Linked DNA regions of Mus musculus: all the other regions are linked to region 1. A link is a contact called in ENCODE Hi-C or POLR2A ChIA-PET data. All regions are on one chromosome and are shown on one strand. Each heading gives the region's core, a stretch centred on a gene start or an enhancer-like site at or near the end of the contact. The rest is flanking DNA. Distances are from core to core; before and after follow the strand shown. Region 1 holds the start of Tlr6 (toll-like receptor 6). Region 2 overlaps Gm43837 (a long non-coding RNA gene). Region 3 overlaps Tbc1d1 (TBC1 domain family, member 1).

What was found. A loop is a pair of places that touch in the nucleus more often than their neighbours do. ChIA-PET counts read pairs that join two places held with the same protein, here RNA polymerase II (POLR2A).
Region 2: a loop to region 1 is called in a map of v-Abl transformed pro-B cells, with 3 times the contacts of the local background. The contact joins the enhancer-like site here to the promoter of Tlr6 in region 1. A Hi-C loop is called at or near these places in 2 of 37 maps with a recorded cell type or tissue (Patski and v-Abl transformed pro-B cells). POLR2A ChIA-PET finds 5 or more read pairs at or near these places in 1 of 5 experiments (Patski).
Region 3: a map of heart shows a loop between it and region 1 (2.5-fold over the local background). The contact joins the enhancer-like site here to the promoter of Tlr6 in region 1. A Hi-C loop is called at or near these places in 4 of 37 maps with a recorded cell type or tissue (Patski, heart and left cerebral cortex).

What each region holds. Positions count from the first base shown.
Region 1 is chr5:64,957,877-64,962,197 of GRCm38, reverse strand. It overlaps Tlr6 (toll-like receptor 6), which reads left to right and starts at 2,150. Exons shown (of 2, transcript NM_001359180.2): 1 at 2,150-2,175.
Region 2 is chr5:64,387,080-64,391,809 of GRCm38, reverse strand. It overlaps Gm43837 (a long non-coding RNA gene), which reads right to left. Exons shown (of 3, transcript XR_003955925.1): 3 at 1,935-2,081. Among named protein-coding and RNA genes, the nearest start is that of Gm43837, 11 kb to the right of the region's middle. Within about 2 kb of position 2,414, at least 1 of the 3 ENCODE cell types and tissues checked has a DNase peak (open chromatin) inside an H3K27ac peak, as active enhancers do.
Region 3 is chr5:64,299,867-64,304,839 of GRCm38, reverse strand. All of the region lies in intron 14 of Tbc1d1 (TBC1 domain family, member 1), which reads right to left. Among named protein-coding and RNA genes, the nearest start is that of Gm38634, 45 kb to the right of the region's middle. Within about 2 kb of position 3,464, at least 1 of the 3 ENCODE cell types and tissues checked has a DNase peak (open chromatin) inside an H3K27ac peak, as active enhancers do; it is heart, where a contact is called at or near this core.

The DNA.
Region 1 (4,321 bases), core at 901-3,400:
TCTCTCTTAGTTATGCTGGAAGACAAGAGTTCTGAAGAAAAGCATTGTATGTGTTCCAGTATATGCATGTGATAATGCTACTAGTCTCCTGTGGCCGATATAGGAAATTTCCTTTAGCCACGTGGCTTAAAACAACAGCAATGTGTTCCTCTTATGGCTCTAGAAATCAGACAGTTGGAAGTGAAGGCAGGGTGGTGCTCCCTCTGCCTTCTGGCCGCAGGCATCCATCGGCTTCTGACTCTGAACCTGAGTTCCGGCTTCTGAGTCAAATGGCTACCTCTCGGTGTCTCCTTATGTGAGACTTGGGACCTGGCACACTGTGATGCTGAGCACAGTCTTGGGACGGCCTGCCCCTGACCAGTCCATTTCTTAGCTACTCCTGAACCAGTGTGAGGTGGGGGTAGAACACTTATCTCCCAGCACCTTTATGAGTGTTGGTAAGTACTTGTAAAATGCCCAGAGTAAAGCTGGCAGGAAGACGAGCCCTGTATATGCGTGCTAGGCCATAGTTCTGCTTCCTGATTTGCTTCATGTGATCTCAATGCTCTATGATCTTTCTACTTTCCCATGTGAAAACATGGCTTTCACAGAATCCAAATCTCCTACTCTTGTGGCTTCTTTTTTTGTCAGTTATCATTCCAGCTGCTTGGTATTCATTATCATCCCTCGAAAAAAAATCACAACTCTGACTGTTCTGTAGATGAAAAAATAATCTCAGTGAGGTTACACAACTTGCCCAAAGCTACACAGTTGGCTAAGCGAGGCACTCAGCCCAATGTGTTCTCTTTTCTGCTCATTTTCCTGTCATGTGGTCCCTTCCATGTGAGTTGCATGAATTAGGTTGGCTCTACCCTTCCCCTTAGAGTTGTGACAGCTTCAACAGGAGTAGCACTTGCATCCCCAAAGGTCATCATTACTGTGCAATACAACCGAGATGTGAGTCATGTGACCGCTCTTCAATGCTAGGCGCACGTATGTGTGTGCCTGTATGCGTGCGTGCGTGCTTGCTCAAGCTTGTGTGTATACCTCTGAATCATGTGGTTTCTTAAGAAGCAGGCCCAGTGTTGCCTGCCATCCCTTGCATCTCATTGGCTCCTCTCCCCTCTGCCTAGGTCTCCAGTCGGGTCTGGATATCTCCACTCATTCGCTCCCTCCACACACTAGTTGCCAGCTTTGCCCCATCACTCCTTGCTGAGCCTCCCCAGTTCGGAGAAGACTTCCTCTTATGTTTGCTGAGTGACTATGAGCAGTAAGATGTTCTTCTTCGTTTCCTCCCGAAAGCAGAAGTGATTTCCAGCTTATCATTGGCCAACGTACAGTCTTGGTAGTTTTTTGTTTTTGTTTTTTTGTTCAAAGACGAGATGATGGTAGCCAGAGAGATCAATTAGGAGACGATCATCTAGTTAATCGAGTGAGAAGCCGGGATACAGGGACACCTGCTCAAAGTGTCTGCCCTTCATCCTCTTTGCCTTTCAGCCTTGACTAAACGTGTTTCTCAAATTCTAAACAGTCTTTAGAAAACCAAGTTCTAAGCTGCTGTGGAAGAAGACCAGCATCGCTTGCTCTTCCCGAATTAAGAACTGAAGCTCCCAGTAGTAGTGAATGTTGACAAACTGTCGAGGCTGGCTAAATGTGTATTGACACTGAAACTTCTCTTGAAAACCGGCTTTCCAAAAAGCACGCCATGAGCTTTAAGCTTATTTTGTTTTTAAAGTATCTCTGTCAGTCCCAAGGTGCTGAAACCTTGCTCGAATGACAGTGGTGATTTTGTAGGGGAAATATGAAGGATTGTCACAGCACAGAACTGAATCTCCTAACTTCTATCCTGGTGGCAATTTAAAATTCAGTCTGAAATAAAACAAAACAAACAACAAACAACAAAACTAAACAAAAATAAAAACCAAAAAGCAGACAAAACATACCTTAAATAAATACTCGTAGTAACACCAAAATGTTCATAATCTGCTTGTTTATATGAATCTAAAGATTGAAGCAAAGATTTATAGACGGCAGCTCAGAGCCCCTCTGCTTTGGAAGGGTTTTATACACGGGGTAATTCCAACGAGTACCAAGAGATGACGCCAAACCACTCCTAAGTACCGTGGTTCCCAGGCTTAGGACTAGGGTTGGTCAAGCAACTTATTTTTTCAGAGAAATTCGGAGAAGGAAGTCTTGGTAAGTAAGAAGGCTTTTCTGGATTTTTCAAATTACTGCGTTGATATTTCAATCGAGAAAGAAAATGGTACCGTCAGTGCTGGAAATAGGTAACCTTTCTTTGAAATTTTTACAAAACGATTTTGTGGCGGTGTTTTAAAGCGTGGCTGTCGTTTGGACTACCTAAGAATTTTCTGTGACTTTCGGGTAGACAGACAACAGCTGGCATTTCAGCGGTAGCCAAGGAAGTGAGTCGACTTCTGTGACTTTTCCTGTCCCGTTGGTTTGGGCTGTTTTCTCCTTTCACGAAGTTTTGTAGTCTTTTGTGGTCGTGACAGCACACTGGGCTGTGTGTATAAAAACAGTGTTCTGTTTCCTCATCACGTGGTACTATAATCTTTTATTAGTCTGTACCTCTCACTAATTTATGAGCGTTTTGGAGGAAGGATTTAATTCTGTCCCTCCTATGTGAATTCGTTTCCGCTGCGCTAGTTTTTGCCGTGCCCTTTGTCCACAGAAGAATCTGAAGAAACATTTGGTGGAAGTGACTGAGATCAAGATTCCCAAACTCTTTGTAACTTTGAATCCAGCCGGAAGCTGGCACTTGGCCTTCAAACCCAAAGTTTGACAGAGCCAGGTTTCTCTTGTGCTTGTGTTGACTTGATTACAACCCTCCCCCCCACCCCCCTTTTCTCATAGCTTTAGTTTTTACGGCGCTCCCTCCATCCGCCACCACTTTTGGTTTTGTGGTTGACTATTCTTTTCTCTTTCACTTTCTGTTTGATGTATTAAGCAAATTCTTATTGTCTCCTCATACTTCCTTTAAAATAAATAAATAAACCTTCCCCTTTGTCCCACCCATGCTACCTACGAATTCATTAAAGTCTGGGGCTGTTTGCCAGAATGTGCACCCTAGGAACATCTCGAGGTTCTGAGCATCTTCCAGGACGCGCATATCCATGTGGGGGACATGGCAGCTGAATGAATGACAGTCCCTTGAACATAGACACGTAAGCTGCCCTCGGGGGGTGGGGGAGGGGGATTTGTAGGAGGGGACCTCATCCGTGAATGTCCATTCTCTGCCACCTTGTTGAAGAGGTTGGGCCCTCTTTATGTGTGTATTTATATCATAAATAATACAAGCATGCTTGCATATAAAACTTTTTGGCGGGGTATATTTTAAGAGAGCTTTAATTGATTAGTTCTTTGAGAATTTTGAACACTGTGTTTTTCTTCGCCCCTTCCTAACTCTTAACCACCCACCCACCTGAGTGTCCCCCCAACCCACCCCCGTCCAATCCCATCAAATCCAACTTGTGCTATCCATGTACTCTTGGCTATGTTGCCTTATATTGGACTGAGTTAGGCTTACCAAGGGCTCCTCTTCTCCCGGCAACCCTCAACTGCCTCAGCACGGAGTGGAACATTATGCCCGCCTCCACACTCCAAGCTGAAATTCTGTTAGAGACAACTTTTCCCATTAATTAATTAATTAATTAATTCGCTCATTCATTTACATTACATCCCAATATCAGCTCCCTCTCCTATCAGTGCCCCCTCATGCAGCTCCTCTTCCAACTTCCCCCCTCCTCCTCCTCTGAGATGGGGGACTCCCCCCATATCACTTCACCCTGGCACATCAAATAAAGACGGCTTTTTACAAGATTGTAAGAGATAATAGCCTGAGACCCCAGAAGATGTTAAAAGTTTTGAAATTTTAGAAATACTTGAAACTGTAAAAAAGAAAATTAAATTAAGCCCTGATCCTGACATCACTGCTATTTGCATTAGGCATAATTTTTTCACATTCTTCCCCCACGGGTTTTGAGATGCTCTAATCTGTATTCTTACAAATTAGAGTCTTGGTGGGTGTGCAGTGTGGTAACCTTCCTTCCGGTCACTTAATGCTATATTGCAGGATTTTTTTTTTTAATGCAGTGACCGAGGCTGTATGTCGTGCCACGTTGTGAATGAACCATCATTTTCTACCCTAGCCATTCTGATCTTTCCGGTTTTTATCACGGTTTTTATCACGGTGTGAGCATCCCCACAACCTCACCGTCCTGTGGACCTCTACTGATCCCTTCAGTGAATGCTCAGCTGTGGAATTGCTGAAGTAAAGAGCAGCGAATTTTAAAGGAATTTACATAAATTACCACATTACCCA
Region 2 (4,730 bases), core at 1,165-3,664, 570 kb after region 1:
AGGGATCTCCCCAGGAGTACAGAGCTACATCATGAAAAGCCAGGACCAAAGTCCCTTCAGGACACTTAGCGGTTCCATTCTCCTGCCCCAAGAAGAGATGTCCAAAGGAGATTGCACAACCCACACTGAAAGTTGGTTCCAGGCACTGCCCTCAGAAAAGTCCCTCACCGAGCATTTGAGCTTCTCTCACTTCAGTCACAGTCCATTTCCTCTTCCCAGCCGGCCGGCATGCTAGAGAATTAGGTGTGGCAACTTCCAAGAAGGGAGGGAGGTACCCACCCCCACCCCCACCCCCCTCAGGACATCCTACAGCTCTGAATGGGAGCATTCCTTCACAGTAGTTGTGCTGGAACCAAAACCCTTCCTGTGAAGGTCACCTGCCCCCATCAGGAAGTCCCCCACCCCCTGCATCCTTGTCAAAAGCTCCTCCCCCCCCCACACCCCCTCCATCTTGGAGAGCAAAGGTTCATTAGCTTGCTAAGAAATCACATCTCTGCCTCTGGTGCAACAAGCCTAGGGTCTTGCAGCAGACAAATGGTATTTTTGGTTCCTTGGTAAGTCTACAAACCCAGGGTTCCATCTCCTGGCATTAAATAGCTTCCTTCCTAATTGGAGCATGCTCAAAAGTCAGACCCACCATAGGGCTTGTTAAAATTCTGATGGCAGTACTCCACCCACAGGTAGGACCCTGGGGCCTGTATCTCTAACAAGTTCCCAAGAGATGTTGATGCTGCTGGCCCTGGACCACACTCCGCATCTCCAGGGATTACTTTGTGGTGCAGCATTAGCCCCAGCAATGCCATTTTCACAAAGCACCATTTAAAACATGATTCCAGGATAACATATTATGTAAGACCCCAGAAGCACAAATCAGCATGTGAGGTCAAGAGGTAGAGGAGAGTGAAGAGCGTGAAGCCAGGTAAGCCCTAGCCAAACACTGAGAAGAGAGCTCTGGACGTCCTGTGCCTCCCATAAGGAGCGCACATCAAGGGATCGTGGAAAAAGTCTTGTTTATAGTCAGGCTTTCTTTCTCATTCCTGAGGCGACCACAGCTGACCTGGGCAAAACAGGCCTGCCCTGCCCAGACCTGCCCAAGGTGTTCCCTCATTCCTTGGAGGTGAAGATGGTACGGGCGGGGGGGCGGGGGGGAGTTGTGGGAAGGGGTATGGGGGACATGGTCTGGGGATACTGTCTGTCTCAGCCTGCCAGCCCAAGTGGACTCTGAAATTCCAATCTGAGTAGCTGAGAAGACAGAAAATGTTCTGACCCTTTCTGCAATCACAATTTCTTAGAAACATCAACATCAGAAGGTAAAACCTGAGTAGATTAACCACTCAACTTCTTCCCAAATTCTTTTGCCCGTTCCATTCCTTCTGAATGGAAATTTCTTTCTTGTGGCTATTCCTAGTCTCCCTTCCACAGTCAGCTATGGCTCCTGTCTGGGCGGTGGTCTCAGGCACTTCTCCCTCTTTGGCTTCCACACTTGCAGCATCCTTAAACCTTCAGCCAATCAGCATCTCCTTTGCAGGCTCCTTTGCCTCCTCCCTTTGTTCTTTCTGAATGATCATTTTCTTTTCTGTGACATCGACAACAAGAACTGAAGAAACAGAAGGAAAGGTAGCTGTAAGCAGAGGGAGGCTGGAAAGGGATTTTCTCTCAGAGAGAGAAGAAAGAAAGAGTGTAGAGATGCCTAGCAGCCCCCTGGAGGTTTTGAGGAAAGAGAACCCAGGCAGGTTCTGGAAGCAACAGAAAGAAACAGGGTGGAGATTGTAGCAGGGGTGGCTCTGTGGTGTGGTTACAGAGTGTGAAAAATGCAGTAAAGGGGATACAGCAATTCTGAAACCTCCCCTGGTGCCAGGGACCCTTATGCTTTAACTGCATCACCACTGTGGGACTAGGTGGCCTGGGCTCAGCCTTCATTGGCTCACCTCCGCACGATCCTTCCATCTTTGACCTTGCCCTTTCCAGTGTCTGGCACAGTGCCTAGGCTGTGGTAGTTGCTCAGAAAGGGCTCCCTTCTTTCCTCTCTCCAGCTCCGGGGCATCCTTCATGTTGACATGGGGACAGAATTGGAGTTGAGGCTGATAGGACAATAGGAGATGAGGAGGGAGGGTAAATAATGCATAGCACTGAACCCTCCCCCCCCCCCCACACCCTGGACCAAATACCAGCCTCACAATGCTGATCTTGGCAGGGGGCCCACCATCTACCAGACCCCCCCACCCCCGCAGGCCTCTGGGGTATGGCTAATTAAAGACACGCTTACTCATTTCATTCCCAAGTCACTATTTAAGGAAATAGAACCATGCCATTCCTCTAAGGCCTCTGACCTTAGATACTAGAGGCAAACAATGCCGGGGCTTGTCCAAGTGGCCATAAATGCAGAGCTGTTCAAAGAGCAATTGAGGGCCAGAAAGGGAGGACAGCACAGGCCACACAGCTGGGCCAGCTGCTGGATGGTCCCCTCCTTCCATTCTCCCCACTCTCTCCTCTTCCCCATCCCCTGCAGAAGCTAGTGGCAACCCTCCCACCCTGACACCCCCTCCCTACCACCTCCTCACAGTTAGCTCCTGGTTTTCTGAGCTCATTCAGACTCCTAGCTGACTCAGAGAAGCCTTAGTGATCTCCATGGATTTCAAGCAGGAGCAACTTGCAGCCTCTGGGATTTTTCAGGGTTTTTTGAGACTAAAGAAAAACATGGCTTTTGTATCTGTGTGTCGTGTATGTGCACATGTATGTTCATGTGTACATGTCTATCTATGCATGTAGGCAGAAGTCAGATAAGGACACCTGGGATCTTGTCCCATTACTCTCCTTTTTATTCCTCCTAGACAGGGTCTCTGAACCTGTGTCTGGACTGATGTATTGAGGATTGGTTCTAATGCTTTGATTTAATCAGGAATCTGTGTGTCCAAATGCTGAAGGACCTTGTCCCCAATTGGTTTTTGATTGATCAATAAAGATGCTAGCAGTCAATGGTTGGGCAAAAGGAGATGGACCGGGACACTTAGATTTGCGAGGGCTTGGGATAGAGAAGTGGAGACAGAGGATTGCCTGAGATGGCTTGAGATGAGTTGAGAGATGGCTCAGATTTAGAGCTGTGGCAGAGAGAGCCTCTGAGCAGTGTAAGAATTCTGGTAAGTGGCCACTGCCCACTTCCCTATTGGGCCTGGGGTAGCAGGCAAAGGCTTAGCACTGCCTAACCTTTGAGCTAATCACAGCATTTCAAAAACAAGCTAGTGTGTGTGTATCTTTCATTCGCCAATGAAAGAGTCCCTTGGTGGGTGACTGGAAGTGTGTGACCGGCCGGGAGCACAAAGTGGAATGGTATGTCTCTGCTTCTCCACCAGCCCCCTTCTCAGCATTGGGGTTAGAGGTGCACATAGAGCCATGCCTGGCTTTTTATGTGCATCATGGGATCCAATTCTGGTCTTTTAACGCTCTTGCTTATGGAGTCATGTGTTCAGTCCCCAAACACAAACTTTAATCAACACACTCTTGGCTGGGATCTGCCTATGTCAGATGTGGTATTGAGAAGGGAAGGGCAGAGAATGCAAAGCTTTCGATAGACTGTAGTGATCACTCAATAAAGGGCCTCCAGAGACTGCTCTCTGCTTCCTGCAGATGGAGCCTCTTGAGAACTTCCTCTGACAGCCATGAGCTCTGCAACTCCCTCCCTGCTGTGATGAGCTGAAACCTCTGAACCCGAGAACCAACATAAACTCTCCTCCACCATCTCTCTCCTCCACCATCTCTCTCCTCCACCATCTCTCTCCTCTACCATTTCTGTTGGAGATAGTGGTCAGAGTGATATTCAAGTAACAAACACAGAAAACAGATAGCAGAGAAGTAGGGTGACTTCTATGAACACCCCAAAGTCATCCTGCTTAGACTTTGGCAGATGATTTGTGGAAGGAATTTGGAAGTTTGGGGCAGTGGACTGGAGAAGCCCTGACATGCTGTGAATGTAATGGATGATTCTGGTCCAAATGTAGAAGACCCAGAATGCTGACAGAAACACGGATGGCAAAGGACAGGCTCAGAGGCTCCAGACAAGGACAGGGATTGTATAGGGAATTAGATCTCAAGTCATTTCTATTATATCTCCAGAAGGAATTTGTCTGTATTCTTTAAGGTCTTTAAATTTTGAAGTGAAGCTGGGTTTTTCTGTTGTTTTGTTTCCAAGGCAGGGTTTGTCTGTGTAGCCCCCACTGTTCTGGAACTCACTTTGCAGGTCAGGTTGGCCTCGAACTCAGAGATCTGCCTGCCTCTGCCTCCTGAGTGCTGGGACTAAAGGTGTGCACCACCAATCCAGCTTTGAAGCTGGTTTTTAAAAGAGTGAGCCAATTTATTTGGTTGAAAAAATTCCAAGTCTTCACAGCATTCAGGCTGGTACAGGGCCATTTTTGGCTGCTTTTAGTCAGGAAACTCCGAGCAGGAAAATTTGGGAAAACATGCAGTTTGAGAGAGAAAAACAAAAAACACAAAACACAAACTTACCTAAAGTTGGAGGTAAAACCAGTATAGACAAAGCAGCTAATCTGTTAAACAGATTAGCATCCTTCAAGAAGCTGCTTGCAGCACTAGGAAATGGGAGTGGAAGTGAGACCCCGCCCTGCTCTACGGTGTGAAAGTACAGACTCATTGAAAGAATTTCCTTTGTAAGAGAGAATGAAAAACATGCCTTCCTAAACAGGGTCTTCCAGAACTGATACACATGTACACACAGA
Region 3 (4,973 bases), core at 2,215-4,714, 660 kb after region 1:
GGAGAAAGAAATTTAGAGCAGATTGCTAGAGTTAGTTTAAGGCTAAGCAGAGGCTGAGAGAAAAGCCAGATTGAACCAGTCAGCTTGGAGGAGAGTTTAAGACAAAACAGCTGAGTTGAACCAGTCAACCAGACTTCAGAAAGAACTAGGAAGGGTGAGCTTATTCAGCAGTAAGTCTCAGAGGCTGGGAACATTCTACGCCTAGATTAGGTTGTAAGGAGGCTAGAAGCTTCCAGGACTAGTCCTAGTTAGCAGACAGAGGCAGTCAGCCTTGAACATGACAACTATTATTACCAGGAGAATAAAAGATATTTCTACAAATATGGGGAGAGACATCTAAAATTAAGGGGCTGTCTTAGGGAAACCAAAAGCAAGTAGTAGAAAATTCATAAAAAATATATATATATGTATGAAGGGGATCTAAATGAAATAATCAAATAATGGGGGAGATAGAGTCCCAACTGGCCATCTCTATCATCATATCAAGTTTCCAGTACTGAAACTGGGTTATATTTATTTGAGTTGTTGGTCAAAAAGGTCCCATGGAAACTCCCAAACAATTCAGGGTATTGCCAAGACTATAGGTTGCTCTTCACAAACTTGTGGCAAGGCCCACAATACCTACACAACTCTTTGAGCAAAGAGAATTCAAGCTGGTGCCTAAATAAAACCTTTACCCGGATATGCTAGCATCTTTGGTATCGGAAGTTGTTCTGGATGCTACCAAAAAAACCTAGATATCCTTGTTCTTAACAAGAAAAAGTATCGATAAAATGACTTCTAATACACTCTGCTATCCTCACAGATCAGTGCCTGACTCGGCCATCGTCAGAGAAGCTTCCTCCTGCAGAGGATGGGAACAAGTAAGACACCAATCAGACAGTATGCAGAGTGAGACTTTGAAACACCTATCCCTAAAAGGCAGGTCTCTGTCAGATCCCTCTCTCAGAGCTCAGGGAACTCTGCAGAAGGGGAGACAGAAGAAATGTAACCAGAGGAGACAGAGGACACCAAGGAAACAAGGCCCTCAATCAATGGGACTGATACACATATGCACGTCCAGAGACTGAGGCAGCATGCCGTGTCTGCATGGCTCTATATCAGACGGAGTCTGAGAGCTGAAAGAAGTGGACACATGCCCCCACCACCCCTAGCTCAGAAGCGAGCTCCAACTGATAACCCCTTGCACACGAAACTTCAGTTTTCTCTTCTCTTACTGGGGAAACTACTGTAAAGAGCAGGTTGCGTGCCCAGCAGTAGATGGCCAACAGAAAATGATCTTAAAGGCACCTCTAGAGGCTCCCTGTCTCAGGGCCTGTCAAGCTTCTCCTTAAAAAAAAAAAAAAAAAAATTAAACACACACATACACACACACACTTTTTTTCTTCTTTTTACCCTACAGGTCCTTTGTATATATAACATGTCTTCCAGGTTAGAGTTTTTATGTGATTCCTGAATGTGTGAGTGGTTATCTGTGTCTCTATGTTTCTTGTACCTTTTTTGAAGTTCTTTTCCTTCTGCTAATTTGTGTTACTATGATGTGTTAGTTTTGTTTGACTGTATCTTATATTGTTATATCTAGAAACCTGTGTTTTCTAATGAGACAGAAAGCGGTGGGTTGGGATGGGAAGGGGTTGGGGAGGAACTGGGAGGAGTAGAGAAAAGGGAAACTGAAATCAGAATGTATTATGAGAGAAAAAAAATCCATGGCCAATAAAAGAAAAATAAGTTTAAAGGAAATAGTTATACATTAATTCCCAAACAAATGAAATTTAATTTACTTAATCCAATAGTGTCTGTGTATTGTTTGATGGAAGAACTGGTAATGAATGTGACTACTACTCAGAATGGTCAGCATTCCGAACGCAAAGAGATTCTATTCTAGAAGGTGACTTCACTGAACACTCTTCACACCCCAGTGTGGAAACTGAGGCTCAAAGTCACGTGTCTGAATAATTCCTAGATGCTAGGTGGCAGGATTTATAAGTACCTACCAATTTTACCTCCATACCACCAGATAACCCAGAAACATTTTTAGGGCTCAAGGGAAACACTCAGAACATAGGGCAACTCAGTCCGTGGAGCCAGGAGTAGAACTCGGAGCCCAGACTAACCGCCGCCTGCCCGCCTCATTCAGGTATGGGAATACAGGCAAAGAGGAGCCAGAGAGAAGCATGACTGAGTCACACCGATGCTGCCAAGTCATTCACACCAAACGAGCAGGCTCCAGGCCTCTCTGCGCCCTGGTCACCTACAGGCACATACGGAATTATAAGCAAAGTTCCAAGAGCACTTATTGGGTAAGGTTCAGTGCTTGATTCTAACATTAGTGACTAAAACCTTTGTGCAGCTTAGATTTCTCCATAGACTGGAAATTTTTCATTATTTATATGTATGTCTTTCTTACTTTGTGTGTGTGTGTGTGTGTGTATGTGTGCCGTGCATATGTGAGTACCTAACTAGTTCAGAGACATGTCAGAGGCAGCTGCGAACTGCATGCTGTGAGTGCTGGGTGGAAGTCAGAGACAGGTTCTCCGTAAGAACAATACATGTTCTTAATGCTGAGCTGTTGCTCCAACCTGGACTGCAGATTTTTTGAAAGGAACACTCACATACTGAAAACACTGGGGAAGAGAAATGCTTGCTCCATCTTAAAACTAACAGTAAGGCCCCAGGGCCCTCCCTCAACAACAGGGGTCCTTCCTCCCCGCTTTGGCATGCCCAGGACCCATGGCTGCTTAACAGCATTGTCAGGGATGGACCATCTTGCCTGTGAGGGCTGGGATGGCCTTTTAGCCCTCTCTGGCTGGCTGACTCCCCACTACCACCATAAAGCTCAGTCCTAAGGTCATGCCCCCCCACCAGCCCCCCTCAGGATGCTCGCTCTTGCTTCCTGTTCCTGCCTGTGGGGTCGTAGGCACCTACCCTCTGCTACCATAGCACTGGTGCAAGCCTCTCCACTGCTCTGAACCCCAAACACAAACAATATTCAAGGATCCCAGAGAAGGGAACCAGGGCAGCCTGGAACATCCTGAGAAGACGGAGCAGAAGAGAAAGAAATCAGAGGGACAGAACATAGCAAGGCCCTAGAGCATGTTATGTTGGTAGCAAGGGACTGGGCTGGGGCTCTCTAAAAACAATTGTGTTCTTAAATTACACAGTCCATCCATCCATCCATCCATCCATCCATCCATCCATCCATCCCCCTCCTCATTGAAATCTACAGAGATAGTAACACATACATACCTTTATACACATATGACTTTATAAGAAACATATGGCCGATTCAGTCTTAATCCTCCTGTGACCAAGCATCCACCCACTTCAGCCCAAAACAATGGTGAGATAAAATCAAGTTCTGTTCCCAAGGAGACAGCTGAGTGGGCCCCATTCCAGTCAGTGTCAGGAGTGGCTGAAGACAGGTCAGCGGGGTAACAGGAGTTCAGAGGGGCCATTACTGATGAATGAGCCATCCCTAACAGCTCTTCTATAGAGTTGGGGCAGTCATCACGTGCCGAGTCTGAAGGCAGCTGCCAAGGCCAGGGAAAGCTTCTCCCTGAGAAGTGCAGCATGGGCAAAGCAGCAGATAGAATCAGAGACCACAAAGAGTTCCACCAAGACCAGGAAAAGGAGAGAGGTGCAGGTATATTGCAAGAAATAGGCCAAGTTGGTAACGTGGGTCACAAACAAAGGGTCACCTGTTAAGCAAGACCTCCATCCCGATGCATGTGCAGTGAAGAAGTAACAAGGGGGCATGCTACAAGTTCTGTGCCAGAGCCTGAAGGCAGGGACCATGTGCACTTAGCTTACTGGTATTCACCCTAAGCCCAACAAAGAGCTTTTAAAAGATGTCCAAGCACTCAGCATTCGTCATTTACACTGCTGATGTCCAGGACTACAGCTGCTGATCAAGCCACCTCTTCCCGCAGTTTACCAGAGGCACAGAAGACAAAAGCTGCCTCAGAGTCCCCCTAAGAGCATGTGGGTCGCAGTGTCAATGAGCTGAGTCCCCGGGACTGCTTCCCAGAATATGGCCCTAATAGCATCAGCAAGAGGCAACCCTGAGAGCTTGTGAGAAATGCAGTCCCAAACACCAAGGCCTGATAAATCAATCATAAACTCTAGGGTAGACCCAGCAAACAAGGCTTACACAACTGGGAATTCTAATTCACAGACATGTTTGAAGGCCCTGGATCTGGGCATTCAGTATGTTCACTGAAGTTAAGTTTTTATATATTTATCTTAACTGGTAGCATCATACTATGTGACACTGTAATACGAGACAACAGGCACGTCTTGGATTTATTTTATTTTTGCAGTGCTATGGATCTTAATGAGGGTTTTGTAAAGTATTCTACCACTGAGCTAACCTCTTAGCCCCAAGGGTACCTTTAAATAAGTTTCAGATTAAACAATGACTCTACCCATCATGTGCACCGTGACTATTAAATAAAGTATAAAAATACATCTGTCTTTTCAAACACTGGCCAAATCACATGATCTTAGTCAAAGGCAATTGTTTGAACTCAAATTAACACCATTTTCTTAAGAAATGCACTCAGAAAGGGGCTCCTCCCTACTGACCCAAATCTACCACCCACACAAATCGAACAATAATAAATTCCCTTCAAAAAACCCTCCAGATCTGAACATAAATAGTCAGGGACAGAAACCAATGAGTCACTCACACAACAGAAAAATATACTACAGAAAGCTAAAGGCACCATTGCCCAACCCATGTTATTAGCTAAGTGCAGTGAAGCAGCTTGTTTGGAGTGTGTGCTCGCATGTATACACACACACACACACACACACACACACACACACACACATACTACACACACACACTCTGCCTGTGCACCTCTCCCCAGCTCTGGCCTCTGCAAACCCGGAGGCATGGTAAAAAGAACCAGAGAAGACACCTACTTCCTTATTTGTCCCCAAGCCTCTCCCAGCCGCGGCACAGGTGTAAG